Linked DNA regions of Mus musculus: all the other regions are linked to region 1. The links are chromatin loops, found by intact Hi-C in ENCODE. Cell type or tissue: heart. All regions are shown on one strand. Region 1 overlaps Col27a1 (collagen, type XXVII, alpha 1). Region 2 overlaps Col27a1 (collagen, type XXVII, alpha 1). Region 3 has its middle 4.9 kb from the start of Ambp.

Region 1 (5,000 bases):
AGATTCCCCAACTGTGGAAACAGCCGAGGAGTCCTGACAGCTTTGACTAGTCTCCCTGGGTACCCAGCATCACCACAGAGATATTTAACCTCCAGATACTTTCCTTCAAATATGTCCCCCTTCCGAAACTGTTCTACAGTTAGCCTTCACCTTTCCAAATGAAACCCATGAGATTGCCTTGCCCTAAGAAGCCCCATGAGATCCTAGCATCCCTCTCTGTACTCTGTGAATGTAGACTCATGGGAATTGTAAGGACACAGCCCGTATCCTTAGCACCTTACAGATGGGGCAGGAAAGGCTCAAGAGTGAGTGAGTTTGTGCAGTCTTCAGGGCACCAGGTCCTCACCCCATCTCAGCCTCCCTCCATCTTCTCTTCCTTATGATGCCCCAAGTTCCCAGTACCCAGTCTCCAGAGGGAAACTTATCCAAAATTAGGCAAAGAGAGAGGGAAGGCCCTAGGCAGCATAGGAGAGCTTAGAGTCCAGAAATGCTAGCTGTGCATGGCCACCAAGCTTGATCAGTTGAGTCTCCTTAGAAAATAGTGTTGAGAAAGGTCCTGTGGCCCCATCTAGACTCAATAAGTTCGAGAGGCAGATGAGTATTCCTTTAACACACACAGTGTACTAGGCATGGGAGCATAGAGTGAGTAACAGAAGACCTGTCTAAGGGAACTGATGTTCTGGTGGATTGATTATTGATGTCTGCCATGGGTACAAGAGGAGCAGCATCTGCTCACTTGCCATATCTTTGCCATTCCTGCATTTGCCAACCTGGGTCCCCTCCTAGCTCTGCCTCTGGACAGCTCTAAATTCTAAAACCAGAGGGAGATACCAATTTAGGTTGGCAGCTGTTTGGAGAACTGGGGCTTTTCCAGCACGGGGAGGACCAGCAGGGACATCAAAGAGGGCCTTGGCATTCTTAGCATCTTTCTAGAACTTACCCACCCAAGTCTACCAATTGTCCTTACATTCCTCATGTGAGATGAGGTTCCAGGAACACTTATTTCAGCTCTCAGAAGGAGGCCCAAGGTGGCTGACACCCTTGAGTGTGTCATCCCCTTCCCTGAGAGCCATGTTTTCCAGGTAAGAAAGGGATTCCTATAGAAACTAAGATCCTACTTGAGGTTGCAGAAACACTGCTGATGCTGAGGTTGGCATTGTCAGAAACCATTCTTACCAACTGGCTTCCCCAGTCCAACAGCAGGTACCTGGTCCATAAGGCTCTGTGGCCCTTCTTCTGCCCCATAGAAATCCACTTGTTCAGCTTCTGAGAGCCAGTGGGTTCCTGACCCTGGCAAGTGGGGAGGGAACGCCCCTTGCGCTGCTACCCAGTAATACCTCCCCATCTTTTTCTCCCAGGGAGAGCCAGGCCTTGAGGGAGACCATGGCCCTGTGGGGCCAGATGGGCTGAAGGTGAGTTGTCTGGGCCAGGATCTGGGAATGGCCTCTAGCCCTGCTCTAGTTCCCTCAGAACACTGAATTAGCAGCTTCTCCCCGGCAGAGGAAGGGAGGTGGGGTGGGGGTGGAGGAATCAGCAGGGTTTCAAGGCTGCCCTTGCTCTACCTGGGGCTTTCATATCCTCTCTTTCATAACGCCCTTAAAGATGAAAAGTTCTGACCATCACCAGGGGTTCATAAGCCAGCACTCAGGGGGAACTAGTCCCAAGGCTGCCAGGTACGATCGATCGATGCTGTGCCCTCTATGAGTCACGTCCGTTGATGCTTGAATTCAATGTTCAGATGGGGAAACAGACTCAGAGAAGTTAAAAAGCTTGCTGTAGACACACAGCCCAGTATTTTTATACCCAACATCCATTCCGAAGGAGAAGGGGAAAATGAGGCTCACAGGAAGACAAGGTTCAGAGTCTGGCTGTGAGTGAAGGATCAGCCGATTGCAGGCGCTTCCGGGGCACTGCTGTTCCCTGATGATGTTCATCTGAGCCCCAGGTCGGTCGGTGATGCATAGAAACTGCAGGTATCAAGTAGGCACAGCCCCACCCTCAGTCCCCGGCCTGCCCCAATCCAAGCTCCGCGGGTAGGCTCTCTGTGCTGACCTGGTCACACCAGAACCCCAGAGAGACTCCCCCTATCGTGTATGACCCTCTTACCTGCCCGCCACAGATCTACAGAAGCGCCTCAGCTTTTCTGAGTCTCAATTTCACAGCCACAGAGCCAGGCTTCCGTGCCCTAAGCTCCTCACAGTCACCCAGGGACCAGAGAACACTTCATCTGGGTGCCTTGTCAGCGCTTCTGTTTTCCTTGCAAGTGAAAGCGCGCCCCCTGCCGGCCACTTAACCGCTTGCTCTTGGCCCCAGCTCTGCAGCCTCCTGGTACAGCTGGGGGGTGGGGGGGGTCACAGCCTCCTCATCCCTTCCTAGATGGCCACTTTTGTCCTGGAGTTTTTGCCCCAGGGGGCAGGAGGACAGGTCCAGGCTTTGCACAGTCTCTCTACTTCTTGCTTTTGACAGTTCTTGCCTCTAGCTTCCAAAGCCAATCACACCGTTGTCCTAGGACTAGACTGGTCACTTGGGTGCCTAGCATCTTTCTGATCCTTGGGAGGTCCTGGGAGAGACTGCTTCCTATACTGCACGTCCAGGGGTCACCACTGTGCAATCAGCTGCTTCTCCAATGGTCGCAGCACTTCACAGAGCTCTCATGTGCAGTATCTCTGTTGATAACAGTGGAGGTGGCAGTCACCCTTAGCACACACTGCCCCGGGCTGTGCTGAGTAAGATGCACGGTCTCTCTGTGTTCCACCTATACAAACGAGGGACCTGGCCAGAGTTACAGAGTTACTGAGAGTAGTGAAAGGATTGTGACCTGGGTGTGAGGGAGATTCGGTCCCCTGAGCTCAGATCCCTGCCTCTCTACGGACTCAGTTCTTCAATCTGTGGACTGGGAGGATTGAGAGAGGCCACCCAGAAGGCTCTCTGCTCCTTGGCAGATACCTCCAGAGACTCTTACAGCCCATTCTCATGGGCCCCACAGAACCCCGTTTCCAGCTGTGTAGGAGTCAGACCATGAATAGTCACTGGAGACTGGTTCTGGCCAGGGCCTGGGCCTAGCTTGGCTACCTGGAGCAACCAGCCTACAAGTGAGACAGCAGGTGGCCAAGATGACAAGCCAGAAGCTCAGTCTCAGAGCCAGGGGAGTCTCTGAGAGCCGGATCTGGGCCAGCAGGTCTCTGTGCCAGGCTGTGCTGGGACTCTGACAGGCTCAGTGGAAAGGGACCATACAAGCCATCCTCGTGCCCAGTGCTGCTCAAAGCTGGCCTGTGTCATGTGACACCTACAGCTGTCCCCCAGGCCAAGCTGGAAAGTACCTACAACTCTACATGCCAGTCTCATTTGCCCAAAGGCCAGGCTCCAGCCACCACATCTGTATCTTGACTCTCTCTTCCTGGCCAGGCCAAATCAGATTCCTTCTGCCTTTCTCCCACGGCTGCTCTGAGCCCCGTGTGCAGTTGTCAGCACTGTTCCTATCCAAGGCCACTCCCTGCACCCCCTTCCTCTAAATGGGACCTTCTGCCCTCTTTCTTGGGACCTGCAACCGTCACAGCGAGGCCACACAGACATGCTGCAATCTCCTTGCCTATCATCCCTTTGGAGATGAGCTTGTGATAGACAGTCCCTGATCCTGAAACTGCTGCTGGAACTATAGCCCACACCCTGTCCTGGTGGAGCTCAGGCAGCTCAGCTCTGCCCAGGGCATGAGGGAAAGATGGCAAGGCTGGCATGCAGAGCTAGAGTACACACACCCATAAGGGCTATACCCATGACATGTTGCAAAACCAGTGCTGTGGAGAACCCAAGACACCTGAGCCTTGGGCTCCTGAAGCCCATGCAGGGGCTTCATAGGTAAGGCTCTTAGAGTCCTCAGTTTCAGGGAGTCCTTGCTACACTTTCCTTACCCACAAGAACTCCTCCCTTGGGGCCCCGTTTTCCAGGACTTGGTGCTAACTGCAGATTAGCTGTACCTACTTGGGGCCAACTGGCTTGACTTAGCTCTGCCTCAGTTTCCCCATTGGTAGCAAACACTAAACAAGTACCAGCAGGGAAGGCTCTGGTGAGGATGACTCCGGTACCGAAGGCATGTCGGCAACTAACAGGCTGCCTGAGGTTTTTGAGGCCTTTGATGACCTGGTTTTTAATGTTCTCTTTCTCTGTCTTCCTCCTGCCCCCCCCCCCCCGATCCAGGGCGACAGGGGCGACCCAGGGCCCGATGGCGAGCATGGTGAAAAGGGCCAGGAAGGGCTGAAAGGAGAGGATGGGTCCCCTGGGCCCCCGGGCATCACTGGCGTCCCGGTGAGTGTGGAGCATCCAGCAGCATGGGGCTCTGGGTGAGGGATGCTCATAGCTGTCCAGGCCTCCCGAGAAGTTCTCTACTTTGCCTCTTTCCTGCTCCCTCAGGAGAAACTCTGTTCCGTGTGGCCCTGTAACCTCATCTCCTCCAGCCCCATACCCAGCCTTTTTTTCTCGTCTCCTGGGACGAGCTTGCCCTACCTCTGGGCCTTTGCACCTGCTCCTCTTGTTTTGAGCACACTCTCCCTTCTTTCCTGTTCCTATACCCCTGTGTGCCTTCAGTCCTCCTCACACAGAGACAGTTCCTGCCCTTGGAAGCCATCCCTGACCCTTGGCGAGGTCTCTATCTTTCAGGGTCATTCAGGACTTTGACCACAAACACTATGAGTATCTTCCCTGGGCGCTGGGCCCCTGGTAGAGGAGAGAACCTATTTTGTTTCAGTGTTTGCAGACAGCATGCCAGTGCTTTCCAGACCATTCTTTAATTAGCTAGTATCCTTGAAGGTTGGGAGACTCAGACAGTTAAAGGAACCTGGCCCAGACCACACAGTAAGAAAAGGCAGAGCCAGGATTTGAACCCCTGCATGTACATCCTGTCTGAAGTGGACTCACTGGAATTCAGAGCCTATACAGGCTGTGGGGGAAAAGACGTGTGGTAGGTAGGACATTCTGATACTTGACTGATAGCTTGGAAGTTTACT
Region 2 (5,000 bases), 77 kb before region 1:
GGCTGGGGGCTCTGTAGACATCTATGATCGCATCAAGGGACAGGCACAGAATAGGGTCCCACCCAACCCAGAGCAATGCACTCAGGCCTATACTCTTGAACCCAGTCCCCTAGAACCCAGGTCTGTAGAATGTCTCCCTATCTGCTGATTGACAGAGGCAGATGTCAGCAGGTCTGACACTTTGTGCAGAGCCCCACTGCATCTGGCAAAAAGAGGGGGTGGGGGTCTTGTTCAAGAGTGGGATCCCCATGGACTGGCTACAGGAGGTCAGGACACCAGGGGAAGCCTGCAGGGCTATTTCATGTTTCCATGGCTCTGTGTGTGTGCATGCACCCTGGCCCAGGCCTCCTGCACTCCCTGGACAGAGACAGGCCTGCGGCCCCTGCCCCTCCCCCACGCAAGCTCTCTCAGAGGCCTCCTTGTTTCCAGTGTGGAGTGGAAAAATCCCACCCCAGCTCATGATTCATTGGGCTCCCCCGCTCAGGCTGTGGGCCTGGAAAGAAACAGCCACGTTTTCCACTGTGCAAAGGCAGGCCTCACTCAGATGGAGCAGAGGGGCCAGAGCACCCACCATTGGCCGAGCCAACAAAGTGAACACTGAGTCTGGCAGGCACATGGCTGCAGCTGGGCTGGGCAGCTGTGACCCAGGTCCCTGGCTGGTGGGCTGCAGGTGGTAGCTATGTCTCAGCTGGATTGCTGTGTCAAGAGCCAGGCCATAGGCTGACCTTACCAAGATGAGCTATAGATGCTGAGTTGGCCTGGGGTGTGCTGCGTAGACGTGTTAGATGAGGTCAGATTCTGGAAATGTCAGAAGGATACATCCAGGCTTCTGCAGTTGTAACCTCAGCACGGCTTGGCTTTCTGGCAAATGGGAATGGTCTCATTACTCGCTTACCTGATAACCCCAACTCGAAGATGCCAGCACCTGCAAGGACGGGTGTGTTCTTTTTCCAGGTGGCCACAGAAGGGAAGGGATTTAGGACAGGCCACATGGTTAGTCAGAGACAACTGTCCAGCACTGACTGTGAAGAAGTTGTCCAGGGTGGCCCTGTCCCTCTGCTCTCAGCCAGCTGTGTGGCCTTAGACAAGATGCTTTGAATCTCTGATCTGTCTCTGGTTTTTTTTTAACCCATTGGAAGGGCTCAGGCTCAGGATTCGTCTGGCTGTGCATTTTCCTCCAGTTGTGGGTCACCTGCCTGGGAGAATTGAGCCAAGGAGGAGGGCCTACTGGAAAAAAAGACACTACTCTCCCCAAAACAGTAGCAAGGGGTGTGTAGCTTATACTGCTGAATGGGGAAATCCCAGGGGGGTTGCCTAGCAGAAATAACAACTCATGCTATTTGAGCATCAGCTTCATGCCAGGCACGAGGATTAGCACGTTTTATAGATTATCCGTGGCGACGAGCTATTATTATCCCCATTGGACAGCCATGGAAACCCAGGCTTGGCGAGGGAGCGAAAGCCGCTGGCATAAAGCCACCTCTGAATGGCAGGGTGCTGTGCCTGTGTGACCTCCAGCCTATGCTGTACCCTGTGCCTCTAGAGAGGAGGACGGTCTGGACCCAGTCCCAAATCGATGTGGACTGGGTGGAGGGTACTATCAGCTTGGCTGGGGACACACAGAGGCTCAGAGCAGGTTGGTACTTGCCTGAGGCCATTCTGTGACCCTTCTTCCTCTCATAGGGCTGTCCAGTGACCAGTGACTAACTGGTGCTATCTCACTGTCTGGATCTGGGTTATGAATCTCAGGGAAAGAGAGTCCCAGAGTGTTCACAGGCCAGTGTGCCAAGCCGAGCCAAGCAGAGTCGAGCTGCCCAGTGTGAGAGCGCGATCCACTGCCAGCCAGAATGAACACAGTTTTTAACACTGATTCTAACTCGGGCAGGGCAGGGAAGCTGGAATCTCGTGGATGGTTATTCGAAACAAATGAATTCCCAGGCCTCGCACTCCTAGAAAGCCTGGCTTCCTTTGAGGAGTTTAGGCTCAGTCTCTTGCATGCACGTTTGCTAATCTCATTTTCTTCTTTGGGGTGGAAGAGATGGGTCATTAGTTACTACATGCATTTTAAAGGGAGAAGCTGAGACCCCGGGCAGGAGGAAGTCCCAGCATGCTGTGCAAAAATCAGGATGCAAACAGAGTTAGCAGCCCACTGCCTGCTTTCATGGGAAGGGAGCCGAGATGAGACCGTGCAGGTGTATCTCAGTCACTTCCCAGCCGGGCCTTTCTCAGTACTAAGTGAGGAGACATTAAATGTTGTTGAACAAGGATGAGCCTGGGGATTAGCCTGGAAGACTGAGGCAGAGGGAGTTATGGGGGTTTGCTGTAACTTCTTAGGGAGTTGTGATGATGCTGGACCCCACGGGAACAGATGGGCATTTCAGTGCAGGCTCTGGAGCAGACGAGGCAGTAGGAACATACTACCTCTTGTCTTTAAGGAATCCTACAAGGACCTTTGCCCTTACACAGGCCAGGATGTCAGTGGCCACACCCAGCTATGAGTGGCAGCAAGGCCATTTGACCCCAAGCCCAGCTGTTTCAAAGTCCCTGCATGTGCCCTTTGTGCTCCATGTCCCTCTGTGGTGCGAGGATGCTTGGTGTGACCTTGGCTGAGTCCCTTCTCTGCCCTGGCTCTGCAGAGAACTTGGCTGAGCTTGGAGTTTGCCTGCTGTTTTGTGTTATCAGACATTTGGCAGAGCCCTAGGGGTAGGATGACTCATTTTCTGTGTTAGTGCCTTTGAGGGGACTGCCATTTGCTAAGGGAGCCAGGCTTCCAAACAGATACTTCCCCAAAGGAAGAGAGAGAGAGAGAGAGAGAGAGAGAGAGAGAGAGAGAGAGAGAGAGAGGTCAAGAAGGCTTCCTAGAAGAGATGACACCCTAACAAGTTAGCTGAGTGATAAAAGACAAGGCCTCAATAACTGTGAAAGACCCTGAGAACACCAATAAGCATGGGTCCCCCAAGGCAGAGAACTCAAGGAATTCCTCTTCATAGCTATGGGATTTTTGGACAGGATTGTTGATTAACTAATGATTGTATTTTTCTGCTGTACCTTGGCATTGTCTCACACTATTCTTGCTTCCTCTTCAAGGGTCCCCCTGGGCTTCCAGGATTACCTGGATCTCCGGGCGCACGAGGTCCTCGGGTAAGTTACGGTGTGCTGGGTGTCCTTTGGGGGCTCTGGATGACCTTTAGTTTGCATTCCACTGCCCATGGTGCCCCAGCTTGCTGTGAGCCACAGACCTTTTCCTGCCCTTTTCTGTACCCATTTTCCATTGTGTCTTTTTGGGGTGGACATGGTGTCACATGGTCACATTGTCACATGGTGTGTGACAATAATGACTTTGTGCCCTCCGACTTGTACTGCGCATGGTGACCTAGGGCAGGGACTCTTGAAGTCCATCTGCATAAGCAGATACTTGACCTGGAAACCCCAGTGTGGGAGGATGGGACACTGGGGTACCTCCTCCCACTTCCGCCTGGCCATAGTGGCTTTGTGTGTCTGAAGGAACAGTTCTGTGGCCCCAGAGAAGGGCTGAACTCCCAGGCTAGAGTGTGGCTCAGGGTCAGCTGGATTGCAGTAGCTGCTGGAAGCACAAGTCTGAGGGTCAGCCACTTCCATACATGGTACCTGCCTGTCACTTTATGCTGCCCGTGCAGCCCCACCCAGCTGTGGCCTCTACAGGGTAGAGTGGGCATCCTTATTCAGGGATAAGGCGTGACTAGCAATATCAGGACTGCAGCCCAAGATCTTCCCAAATGCTGGGAGCCTAGGGTCCTCTGAGAGGGAAGTCTATCTCTTCCTGGCTGGGACCAATGGCACTCATATCCTAGCTCAGACTGGTTGAGCTTTCCTCATGACAAGGGCCAGGCAAGCACCAGAGGAGGAAACTGCCTGCTACATATTTTTAGCTCTAAGCCCAGCAGTTGGTTTTAGTTATGTAATTAACTCAGGCCCTGTTTCTTTCCAGACCTGGCTGTGTCTCCCTGAGCCCAGAATTCTGGAACCTTCCATCTGATTTGCCTTTTCTCTTGGCTGCAGAACCTGCTGGGGTGCATGCCCAGGGTTAGTTAGGAACTATACAGGTGTCAGGGTCTTGCACTTTGGCCCAACATTCCAGGTCCAGGCGAGCTGATCCCAGTTCCCAGACTTTGCCAGCTTTTTTCTTAGCATCCTCTGCCAGGCAGTTCTTCCGTGCAAAGTCCTCTATCTGCAGCTCAGATGAGACTCCACCCCTTTTCTGCTGACCTTCCCTGTCTGGAGCTCCTTAGCAATTTGCCTGGCACAGCCACTCCCAGAGCTCTGCTGGCTAACCTGCATGAACAGGATACCTCCAGCCTTCCCAAGCACCCTGGGAAATAGGTGCTAGAGTTCTCCTTATTTTACAAAGGAGAAAACTGAGACCTCCCAAAGGTACAACTCCATTAGATAAAGTCAGAGTAAATGCCAGAGGTGAGCGAGGGCTGAGCCTGGGCAGTTTGATTCAATAGCCCCCTCACGTTCCTGAGTGTCCATTGTGCTGGTTTTTCTATCAGTGCGGCCTGGGTCCCCACCGCCTCAGGAGGAGATAGGCCTTCCATCTTACATGCTGCCTAGCAGAGTCACTGGGTGACTGTCTAGGAAAGCTTCCTACCAGGGAGCTGTGTTGACCTTAGGGGAGTCTAGTCCATCCCTTTTTCTGACCTCAGTTTCCTTACCTATGGAAACAAGGCCCTACATTCTGGAGCATCCTTGCAGGTTGGATGACTCTGGATATGCTTCAGGCTCTCTACCTGCCCCACTCTGTGTCTACATTGGAAATTCCGTAGATCCCATAGCTAACAGAAGGTTGGGTTAAACAGTCCTGGTGCCTCTATGCACACAGCAGTGCTGGGCCCTGGGAGGGTCAGGGTCCTACCTTAGTTTACACAGAGCCCTGCATCCCTGTAGACTCCCTGGGCCTGAAGAAGGATGGGGAATCCCCAAGCCCCCAGTCACCGCTCCAAGAAACTCCATCTATGGAA
Region 3 (5,000 bases), 150 kb before region 1:
TTTTTCTTCTGTAATCTATAAACTAGAGAACAGAGCAGTTGCCATTTGGATCACTTGAGGACACACTTGAAAACATTCTGTGAATGTCCATGGGCACTCCAGGGTCTGTCCCACTACCTGGGCTACATGTATTGCACCAAAATGACCTCTCACGTACATATAATTTCTTTATATTTTATGTTCATTGGTGTTTTGCCTGCATGCACATCTGTGTGAGGGTCAGAAGCCCTGGGACTGGAGTTACAGACAATTGTGAGTTGCCATGTGGTTGCTGGGAATTGAACCTGAGGTCACTGGAAGAGCAGCCAGTGCTACTGCTGAGCCATCTCTCTAGCCTCTCCCAAATGACCTTTCTGAACTTGCTGGCAGGCTGGAAAGCCTAGGGCACTTGAGGGGACCCCAGCTCTGATCTCAGACTATTGGGGACAAGCCCATATACTCATTTGACAACATGCTTGGGTGAGGAGGAGCTGGGAGGATGGCTCAGATTGCTGATTTACCGGGTGCACAACATGCCCACGGGCTAAGGTGGGGTGGGAGAGGAAGCCTGAATGACTAAGAGGGCTGCTCTCTGTCCTTGCTGCAGATGTTTGCACTCCTGAGATTATTAACCAGAGCAAACACAGGGACCTCAGCCGAGGCCACCTGGACTTTGAACCACTCTTAAACATTAACAGGGGCTACAGGGATGGAAAGTGGGACCCCCATCCCCTCTTCTCCTTTGTCTCTCAGAGTAGAATGTGGAAGCTGAAGGGGGCGGGGCAAAGATTATAGGCATCATCAGGATTCTGGAATGATCTGAACGTGGGAGAATGTTGCCCACCCAGTAACCTCAAGGGTTCCCAGCAGAGCAGGGACCAAAGGCCTCAGTTTTCAGATGAACACAGTGGGGATGGGGCCTTATTTAAGGTCACTCAGCTTACAGCCCACGTGGCACATAAACGGACCTGTTCCTACACCCACACTCCCACTTCATGGCTATCCAAGTGCTCCTTATTTCAAGCTTGTCATTAGGAACAGGATAGGGACCCTGACATGCTTTGAGGAGGAGGCAGACAAACGAGGATAGGTCTAAAGCAGGGTATGGAGGCTATGGGAGTGATTCACCCCAAGAGTGGACATGGAAGACAGGAGTGCACAGGGAATGAGGTCCCAGAAGGGGTGTCACCTCAGCATTGAGAACACAGTCACAAAAGTCCAAGAAAAGGAAAATGGAGATAGAATTATACTTGGGATCTAATACACACACACACACACACACACACACACACACACACATACACACACACATACACACACACACACACACACATACACACACACATACACACACAGGCACACACACACACACACATACACATACACACACACATACACACATACACACATACACACACACACACACACATACACACACACACACACACACACACACACACACACACACACACACACACACCAGAGCAGGTGAGATGGCGCAGTAGGTTTAGGTGCTTGCTGAGTTTGACTTGACTTGAGTTTGATCCTAGAAACCCATTTGGTAGAAGGAAAGGCCTGACCCCTGCATGTTGTCCTCTGACTCCTACACTCGCACTCGTGTGCACACATGTGTATGCACATAAAACAGATACACACCAAAACATTTTAAGTTGAAAACATCTCCCTAGTCAGGGAGCATGGAAGACAGAGGGGAGTGCCTAGGCCGGTGGGACGGGCAGGATTGCCAGGGCCCAGGGCTTGCTCCTTGCCCTGAAGGCACAGGGTTCTTTATGTTCAGAAAGTGATCGAGAGTGCATCTGGGGTGCAGGAGACCAATGGGGAGACAGGAAAGAGTTGGAAGACAGTGAGTACCCAGGCGGCTTCCAGGAAGAGGGAAGGACCGGTCATCAGAAGCTGTTACTGAACAAGTGAGGACCTCAGGGGCACAGGGCAGAACAGAGGCCAGTGGGTGCAGGCAAGCTTAATGTCACAGGCTGTCCTTTCAGAGTCACCATGGAAAGTGGGAGTAGGGGTGGACGCTATGACGGTGAGGAAAGAGGAGCTCCTCGTGGCCCATCTGAGTTCCACACTCTGCTTTTCATTCCCCACTCTGTGCCAAATAGAAAGCCAGGCTGGTGATCTAGCTCAGTAAAGTGCCTTCCTGGCATGTGTGAGGGTTCGAGTCCCGGCAACTACATAAGCTGGGCATAGCGGCACAGACCCATGATGGCCGCATTTGAGGGGTTAAGGGTGGAGGACCAGGAGTTCAAGATCATCCTTAACCACTCACTAAACCCAAGGCCAGACTGGGCTGCTTGAGACCTTGTCGAGAAAAGGAGATGGAGGGGCCAGCTGGAGACTTGAGTATCAGAGTCCAGTGACACGCAGGGGACTACAGGCGCAGTCCTTTCCCCTCTTGGCTTTGGCAGTTTCATCTAAACATCCATGTGGGACAGTGCTTACTCAAGTGACACAGCTGAAACAATGCATGGTTCACACTTGTGAGAATATTCCCAAACGTGTGGACTTGAGGAAGCCACAATGCTAAGGCCCATGGCACTGAGCCTGTCCGACTCCATACCCGATTGTCATACGCATGACTGTCCCTTGTCCACCTGGGGGCAGCAGAGGACTTGCAGAAAGCAAAGACAAGGAGGGGCTCAGAGGCCTGCAGGGAAGGCCTGTGGAAAAAAACCAAGGTTAGATAGAGCCTTCCTTTCTTCCTTCTAACCAGCTTTAACTGCCCTGTGAGCCTCCTCCTTGGCCTGCCAGTCCTCAGGTCTGGTAAAGGGCTGCAGGTTGAGATAGGCTCTTAAACAAAACTGAAGTCCCTGGGGCATTCTGCTGGGAAGCAGGAACTGGGAACCCAGGCTGTCAGACACCCAGGAGACCTGAGTGTCCTGCAGGTGTCTCTCTTAAATCTCTATTCAGGACCTTACTATGCTGGTAGCCATGTTTTACAGAGAGGGAAACTGCGGTTGAAAGATCAGGTGTTGGAGGCCACCTGCAAGTAACTATTACCAACCCAGCTCTGACTCCCCAGGCACCAAGGCTCTCTGCTGACCTCCCAAACCCTGGGCCCTGGAAACCAGCAAGACCTCTTAGCCACGCTGTCCAGGAATGCTAGTGACCCTTGCTATCTGTCGCTCTCTGCTATGGCTCTGCATTCTGTTCTGATTGGAGTGGGGTGATGGTGACTCAGAGTTCAAAGATGCATATAAAGATGGATGACAAAGCCCACCACGGGTCTCGTTCTGTGGAGAGAGCTGGGCTTCGTGGATGGGACCTGAGATGGGTCAGTTGGGATTGCAGGAAGCTGGTGGCTTAATCTGAAGAAACGGCTTAGAGTGTGTGACGCTGTGGGGCTGGGAGGGTGGCTAGTATAGCACTTGCTACGCAGACATGAGGACTTGAGTTCTATCCTCAGAACCCACAGAGGTGTGTGTGTGTGTGTGTGTGTGTGTGTGTCTGTGTGTCTGTGTGTCTGTGTGTGTGTGTGTGTGTTCGTTCATGCGCTTACTTACAATGCCAGTACTGAGAGGTGAACACAGGCATATTCCAAGAGCTCACTGCCAGTTGTGAGGCAGGTGAAAGACCCTGCCTCAGAACCAAGGCAGATGGCACTTGGGAGTTCTTCTTGAGGCTGACTTCTGGTCTCCCCAAGCACATGAGAGTGCGCGTACACACACACACACACACACACACACACACACACACACACACACACACACCCAGAGAGAGAGAGAGAGAGAGAGAGAGAGAGAGAGAGAGAGAGAGAGAGAGAGAATATGGGACACTGTGGAATCAGAGATCCAGCTGTCCTGGAGACAGAGCTTGTCACACCGGCATCTAGCAACAGGAAGAGAGCCCCAGAAGGAACTTGTGAAGTGTTCGAGGGTACTCAGGAAGAACATATTGTCACTGTCTTGCACTTTGCAGGCTGAGCTTGTCTTTCCGTAGAGGGAACACTTAGGGCCCTCTCCATTCAGGCTGACCATGTGAATGCACCCTAACACATGTGAAAGGGGGGAAGTTGTTCCTTCCAGCAACCATGAGGCAAGTGGGGCTCCTTAGAAAGTGCCACTGGACTTTCCTCAAGAAAGAAGTAAAGATTCTCCAGCTTCTATCTTGGAAGGCAGTGGAAACTTTGTCCTGGCTCTTCTCAGACTGGCTCCTGTTGTCCCTGGGTTATCAGTGTCCAGGGCATCCCACAAAGGAAGGAAGAAGCCAACAGAGATAACATCACCATCTGTAATAGCAGGAGGCCAGATGCTAGCCCAGTTCTCTCTAGGCAGCTGCAGGAATGACAGGTCCATCCAGGTGCATCCACGTTTAATCTTATCGTCCCCGTGGACACTTTGCTTCCTCTAGGATAAACTAACTTTATCCTCACTTCACAGAAGAAACTGAGTCTCAAAGAGGTGAATACTTCACCCATGCTCCCATATCTTGTAAGATGTACAAATGGAATCTGAGAAAGAGCAAAGCCTGCTGAGACTCCAGAGCCCGGGGACCATTGCGATCTGCCTCCTCAGAGCCCTATCCATAGGGTAGTAGTTACACCACTGCCTTCCACTCTAGATCTGGGAATTCCAGCTGGGGCTATACAGCCCTGCCTCACTGAGAAGCCTGGAGGGTTTCTTCTGAAAAAATAACATCTTATTTCTTTATTTTGTGTGCATGTCTGTACACATCTGTGAGTATACACATGCCATGCATGTATGTGGATATCAAGAAACAACATTCAGAAACTGGTTCTCTCTTTTACATATGCGTCCCAAGGATTTAAGGGCGAGAGATGTCATTATCTGCTGAGTCATCTTGACAATGACTCAGTCTGAAGAAGTCCCTGGCTGGGCAGTGGTGGTGCACGCCTTTAATCCCAGCATTTGGGAGGCAGAGGCAAGCAGATTTCTGAGTTCGAGGCCAGCCTGGTCTACAGAGTGAGTTCTAGGACAGCCAGAGCTAAACAGAGAAACCCTGTCTCAAAAAAACAAAACAAAACAAAAAAGTCCCTGGGT

What was found. A loop is a pair of places that touch in the nucleus more often than their neighbours do. Peaks named below come from ENCODE experiments on the same cell type or tissue, not always from the same donor. Only the 100,000 strongest peaks of a DNase experiment are listed, where the experiment ranks them.
Region 2: it touches region 1 in a loop (3-fold over the local background); 4 of 42 quality-filtered maps call a loop at or near these places.
Region 3: it touches region 1 in a loop (4-fold over the local background); 30 of 42 quality-filtered maps call a loop at or near these places.

The regions. Positions count from the first base shown.
Region 1 is chr4:63,305,328-63,310,327 of GRCm38, forward strand. It overlaps Col27a1 (collagen, type XXVII, alpha 1), which reads left to right. Exons shown (of 61, transcript NM_025685.3): 36 at 1,359-1,412; 37 at 4,195-4,302. Among named protein-coding and RNA genes, the nearest start is that of Orm1, 37 kb to the right of the region's middle. In heart, CTCF peaks have their summits at 2,283 (motif pointing left) and 2,496; DNase peaks (open chromatin) are centred at 2,274 and 3,284; H3K27ac peaks cover 1,026 bases; H3K27me3 peaks cover 901 bases.
Region 2 is chr4:63,228,705-63,233,704 of GRCm38, forward strand. Col27a1 (collagen, type XXVII, alpha 1) reads left to right here. Exons shown (of 61, transcript NM_025685.3): 4 at 3,088-3,141. Among named protein-coding and RNA genes, the nearest start is that of Col27a1, 16 kb to the left of the region's middle. In heart, no CTCF peak of the experiment used is centred here; DNase peaks (open chromatin) are centred at 1,447, 2,637, 3,977, 4,955 and 1 weaker place; H3K27ac peaks cover 2,874 bases.
Region 3 is chr4:63,156,547-63,161,546 of GRCm38, forward strand. It overlaps a transcript of Kif12 not described here. Among named protein-coding and RNA genes, the nearest start is that of Ambp, 4.9 kb to the left of the region's middle. In heart, a CTCF peak has its summit at 2,596 (motif pointing right); a DNase peak (open chromatin) is centred at 2,595; H3K27ac peaks cover 779 bases; H3K27me3 peaks cover 751 bases.